2 separate regions of the Homo sapiens genome follow, and region 1 is linked to region 2. A link is a contact called in ENCODE Hi-C or POLR2A ChIA-PET data. All regions are on one chromosome and are shown on one strand. Each heading gives the region's core, a stretch centred on a gene start or an enhancer-like site at or near the end of the contact. The rest is flanking DNA. Distances are from core to core; before and after follow the strand shown. Region 1 has its middle 14 kb from the start of CITED4. Region 2 overlaps NFYC (nuclear transcription factor Y subunit gamma).

What was found. Hi-C counts contacts between places; a loop is a spot of excess contacts on that map. ChIA-PET counts read pairs that join two places held with the same protein, here RNA polymerase II (POLR2A). Pooled maps may share reads with other maps.
Region 1: a loop to region 2 is called in a pooled map, with 4 times the contacts of the local background. The contact joins two enhancer-like sites. A Hi-C loop is called at or near these places in 2 of 50 pooled maps. POLR2A ChIA-PET finds 5 or more read pairs at or near these places in 13 of 52 experiments (CD4-positive, alpha-beta T cell, CD4-positive, alpha-beta memory T cell, Caco-2 and 9 more).

What each region holds. Positions count from the first base shown.
Region 1 is chr1:40,874,521-40,877,220 of GRCh38, forward strand. No RefSeq gene overlaps it. Among named protein-coding and RNA genes, the nearest start is that of CITED4, 14 kb to the left of the region's middle. RefSeq lists an enhancer at 803-2,002 and a silencer at 1,951-2,122. Within about 2 kb of position 1,316, at least 6 of the 41 ENCODE cell types and tissues checked have a DNase peak (open chromatin) inside an H3K27ac peak, as active enhancers do.
Region 2 is chr1:40,762,941-40,765,640 of GRCh38, forward strand. It overlaps NFYC (nuclear transcription factor Y subunit gamma), which reads left to right. Exons shown (of 10, transcript NM_014223.5): 7 at 1-106. Among named protein-coding and RNA genes, the nearest start is that of MIR30C1, 7.0 kb to the left of the region's middle. RefSeq lists enhancers at 1,324-1,373, 1,474-1,573. Within about 2 kb of position 1,276, at least 3 of the 41 ENCODE cell types and tissues checked have a DNase peak (open chromatin) inside an H3K27ac peak, as active enhancers do.

The DNA.
Region 1 (2,700 bases), core at 66-2,565, 110 kb after region 2:
GAGAAACCCCATTTCTACTAAAAATTAAAAAAAAAAAAAATAGCCAGGTGTAGTGGCATGTGCCTGTAGTCCCAGCTACTTGGGAGGCTGAGGCAGGAGAATTGCTTGAACCCAGGAGGTGGAGGCTGCAGTGAGCCAAGATCATGCCACTGGGTGACAGAGCAAGAGTCCGTCTCAAAAAAAAAAAATTCAGTAAGGAGCTTATTACATTTTTGTGAATTCAATCCTTATAGTAATAGGTATGTTTTTATATATGCTACATGGTAATATGCAGTATATGGAAAATGCATATATTTACACTATATACAAAGTGTATAATTTAATATTGCTTTTTTTTTTTTTTTTTGAGACAGGGTCTTGCTCTGTCACCCAGGCTGGAGTAATGGCACAGTCATATGCCAAGTGGAAAAATCATATGCCAATGGCACAAGTTGCAGCCTTGAACTTCTGGGCTCAAGCCATCCTCCTGCCTCAGCCTCTGGAGTACCTGGGACTACAGGCATGCGCCACCCACCACATCCAGCTTTTTTTTTTTTCCTTCCTTCCTTCTTTCCTTCCTTCCTTCCTTTCTTTTCTTTCTTTTCTTTCTTTTTCTTTTTCTTTTTTTTTGTAATAGAGATGAGGTCTTGCTATGTTGTCCAGGCTGATCTCAAATTCCCAAACTCAAGCAATTTTCCTGCCTCGGCCCTCTAATATTGCATTTAAACACATAAAAGAGAGAAAAATGAGTTGGCTTGTGCCTATAAAGTTGTTTGTGTGATTTATAATGTAAGTACACCGAGACTCCCCAGAATGGATGCTGTTGCTGCCCTGTCCAGATCCCCTTTCCCAGCTGCCATGATGTAGACTACTAACAGTCACAGCTGCCCGCTTCTTTTGAGAATTGTTCTCAGCCAAATAGAAGCTTCCCATCTCCCCCACCCTAGTCCTTGACAGTCCTGGGAAGAAACTAGTAAGGGGTATAAAAGGCTGGTCCTCTTGCCTCAATGTGAGACTGACTCTGTGGAGTAATTGGCTGGGACCTGTTCATCTTTCCTCCTTCCTTTCTCTCTCTCTCTTTTAAAAATTATTATTATTATTTTTAGATACAGGATCTCACTATATTGACCAGGCTGGTTTTGAACTCCTGACCTCAAGCAATCCTCCTGCTTCAGCCTCCCAAAGTGCTGGGATTACAGGTGTGAGCCACTGCATCTGGCCAGATGATGACCTTGACCTCTGATTGCTGCCACATAACTGGAACTCAGAGACCTTCTTGCACATCTGTGGAAAGGGGAGTTTGCTTTGAACTGCATTTCCTCACCAGCGTCACCCATTCCTTAAGAGTCAGGTTGATAAACGAGTCAATGCTGAGCCCAAACCAGGCAGGATTAATCATTTCCTCCTCCACATTGCTGCTGCTGCTGCTGCTGCATCCTGTGTCTGAGTCATTTCCTCATCTTTAATAGCTAACATGATGCCCAGTACAAAATAGGTATGGGGGAATATTTACTGAATGAATGTCATTGAATCTGACACCGTTGGATGTTGGATCCACTCAGTCCACTTGGCCACAGTTTAAGCAGCGTGAGGGTAGAGCCAAGTTTTTTTGTTTGTTTGTTTGTTTGTTTGTTTTTAGAGACACTATGCAAATAGGTAGAGCTAAGTTTTACTCTTTGGTGTGGGAAGGGCAGGATGGTGCAGTGCAAGAGCATGAGCTCTGCAGACACTCAGGAATCCTGTGCTTGAATTCCAACTCTGTGCCTCTGGGTCTTGAAATTTTAGGCAAATTATTTCTCTTGGAACCTGTTTCCTCATCTGTAAAATGGGGGTGATATCAACAAGAGTTATGTGCCAGGCAATTAGGAGGATTAAATGAGATAATGCAACTAAAATTTCCATCATTGGCCTAACACAAAGTAGGAGCTTGGTAAATATTAATTTTCTCTATTCTGGTATTCCCATAGGACCTGGAACATGGCAGACAGTCAGTAAGTGCTGGGTCACCTTCAGGCCACCCTGGACCATCCAGCTCTAGCTAAGCCATCAGCTGACTACAACTACATGAATGAACCCAGGAGATAAGAGCAGAAGAATCACCTAGCTGAGCCCAGCCAAACTGCAGCATATAGTATCATGAGCTAATAAACAATTCCTGCTTTAAGCCCTAAGCCCTAACAATTTGAAGTCCTTGTTACACAGCAAATACTGTTGCAAACAATGACGTTTTAAGAAGAGCTGGGATCGAGCTGGTATTTAGGAGCAACTGAAACCAGGACTCTCTTGTTCTGTCTCATGTCTTTCCTATTTTCTGCACGTTATCTTCCCTCTCTTTCATAGCACATTGATTTTCTTCATGGTGCAGAGAAAAAGGTTGAGTTTTATAGCTTGCATCTTCAAGATAATGGAGAAAAACTGATTCTGTTTTCTGCATCTCAGATCTAAAAATCCCTGGGAAAAGACTCATTGGCCCAGCTTAGGTCAAGCCTCCCCTTGGACCAATCAACTGGTAATGGAGTAGGGAGGGCACTCCATCACAACACACACGTTAGATGACATATGAGCAAAACTATCCCAGGCACTGTTTTAAGGCTTAACATGTGTTAACTGACTTCATCCTCATAATACAACAATCCCATCAGAGCTATTATTGTCTCTGTTTTGAAGTGAGGAAACTGAAAACAAGCCACAGAGAGGTGAAGTAACTTGCCCAAGACTACA
Region 2 (2,700 bases), core at 26-2,525:
GGCTCAGCCACAGGGTCAAGCCCAACAGGCCCAGAGTGGCACTGGACAGACCATGCAGGTGATGCAGCAGATCATCACTAACACAGGAGAGATCCAGCAGATCCCGGTGAGTCCTGCCCTGAGGTCTGTCTTTACAACTTTATAGAAGGAAATACTTAAAGATATATATACCTTGATATATATATGTATATCTCTATATATACCTTGATATGTATATCTATAGCTATATATATACCTTGATATATATATCTATAGCTATATATATACCTTGATATATATATGTATGTCTCTATATATACCTTGATATGTATATCTATAGCTATATATATACCTTGATATATATATCTGTAGCTATATATATACCTTGATATATATATAGAGATATATATCACACGCATGCATAATCCTTTTTTTCTTTTTAGGAGACAGGTCTTGCTGTGTCACTCAGACTGATGAAGTGCAGTGGCTTGATCTCAGCTCACTGCAGCTTCCGCCTCCCAGGTTCAAGCGATTCTCCTGCCTCAGCCTCCCGAGTAGCTGGGATTATAGGCACGTGCCACTATGCCCGGCTGATTTTTGTATTTTTAGTAGAGATGGGGTTTCACAGTGTTGGCCAGGCTGGTCTCTAACTCCTAACCTCAGGTGATCCGCCCGCCTCGGCCTCCCAAAGTGCTGGGATTACAGGCATGAGCCATCACGCCCAGCCCTCAGTACTTATTTATATATATGCGTGTGTGTGTTTGTTTTGTTTTTAACCTATATGCCCAGTGTTCCTGACCACAACTTGCTTCACTGTGTTTGTTCCCTGCTTTCCTTTAATCTAGGTTCAGGTTCACCACGATTGGGCGGCTTCTCTCGATTTCCCCTCATTCTACCTATGCAGGGAAATCATTGTAACCACTACCCATGCCAAGGCCCAAAGGCCCTGTGAGGCAGTCCTGTATTTGATTAGCAGAGGATAAGAGGGAGGCGTATAGGGAAGGCCATAAATACACTTGTTGCATATTCATGAGTCAGTTCCCAGTGGAGCCTGCAGCAAAGTGTATTTTTGGCTTTCATATAACTTATCTATTCCTTTACTGTGGACTGCTGCTTCCTGTGTGCCTTGAGGGATTTCATTTCTTAGATTTGTTGGCTTTTTTATTTGTACTCCTTTTGTAAAATGTGTCCTTGTCTTAACACTTGCAGTCTTTACATTGGTCATTTTGACCCCCCAAAACTGGAAAGTGAGTGAAACAGAGCAGTCCTTCTATTCCCTGCCCTTTGCCATTTTTGTCATAAATGAAACGTAGGCAGGTATAGAAACTCACGTAGACTTGGTTAACCACTTCCTCTGTGAAAATAACTCTAAAAGTATCCTGAGATCAGTTTAGGAATTGTTCTTCATCTGAAGTTAACATAGTAATAGGCCAAGAGAAAGCTTAGGAAAGTGGAGTGTGTATGTCTCTTTCTCTACCTCTCTCACGTGTGCTTACGATACCCAGGATTGCAGATGACTGAGCTCTGCCTTGCTTCATTGTTTCAGTCCTCAACCCCAAGATTTCTGTTGAATGGTTCTCATTTTTGCAAGCGAAGGCACCACCACAGGTTCATTTAAGACAGAGAAGAGTTCCACCTTGCAGATACTTTAACTCTCTGGGGCACAGAGCTTTAGCCCAGAAGATTTGTTGCAGAATTCACTACTTCATCTTCACTGGCTCAGGCACCTTCTGTAGGAGTCTTCATTTCCAGACTCTTTAGGCAGCTCATTGGAATGTTCCTAATAGTGATGAGCTTCAGGAAGGAAACTTTATTTCCCTTTCAAAAACCCAGAGCTTATTTTCTCTGTAATTAATGTAAAAAAGCTATGAGGGTCCCCAGACCTGTCCTGCTGTAGAGGAATGAGGGACGGATCATCACCAAATGTCTTAACCTAGGCCAAAAAGGAAAGCTTCTTGCTTTGTTGAAGAGCTGCTTGGAACCATTTGGCTCACAGCTTTTCAGTCACATTTGGGTTTCTGCAAAGAGCTCTTCCCAGCTAGAAAATTTTAACATCCCTGTAGCTGTCAGTATACCTTCTCCCACTCCTGGGACAAGGCTTTAGTTTTTCATCTTGTGATCCCTGGCTGGAGTTCTGGGGACTCCTGGAACTAGCCACCATCAGTCTCTGTAGATGAGGTTTTCCAAACTTCTGCCCAGCTGCCTTCCTCCCCACAAGCAACTTAACATTGTTGCCAGGAAGCTGCATTATAGGATTTAGGTGGGGAATTCAGGCTTGGCACCACAGCCTCCCAGCAGCTTCTCTTGGCATATTCTCAGGAAAGAAATGACTGCAGGTCCTAATACTCTTGCCCTGTCTCCTTTGAACCAGATTTTTAATGGGTTTAGATTGGGTGTCCCTCCATCTTGCCTCAAGTGGGCAATTCTGGAATGGTCTACCGTGAACTTGAGAGGTCGTTTTTTCTCGGTAGTTCAAATTCTGTGAGGCTGGAAGTCTCAGAGAAGCATTTTGATTGAACACTGCGTGCAGGAATGCAGCTTCATCCCATTAGCATTTTCCTCATGGAAGAGTCCTGCAGTGAAGTTAGCTCTTGAAGGCCAGAGGGAAATTTGCTCCAGAGCAGAGGCAATACTTGCCTGTTAGCCACAAGAAGCTTCCCCTTGCAACAAAGGCAGGCTGGGCAGCCAGGGCAGGTGGTTTCTGGACCCCGCAGATAGAGA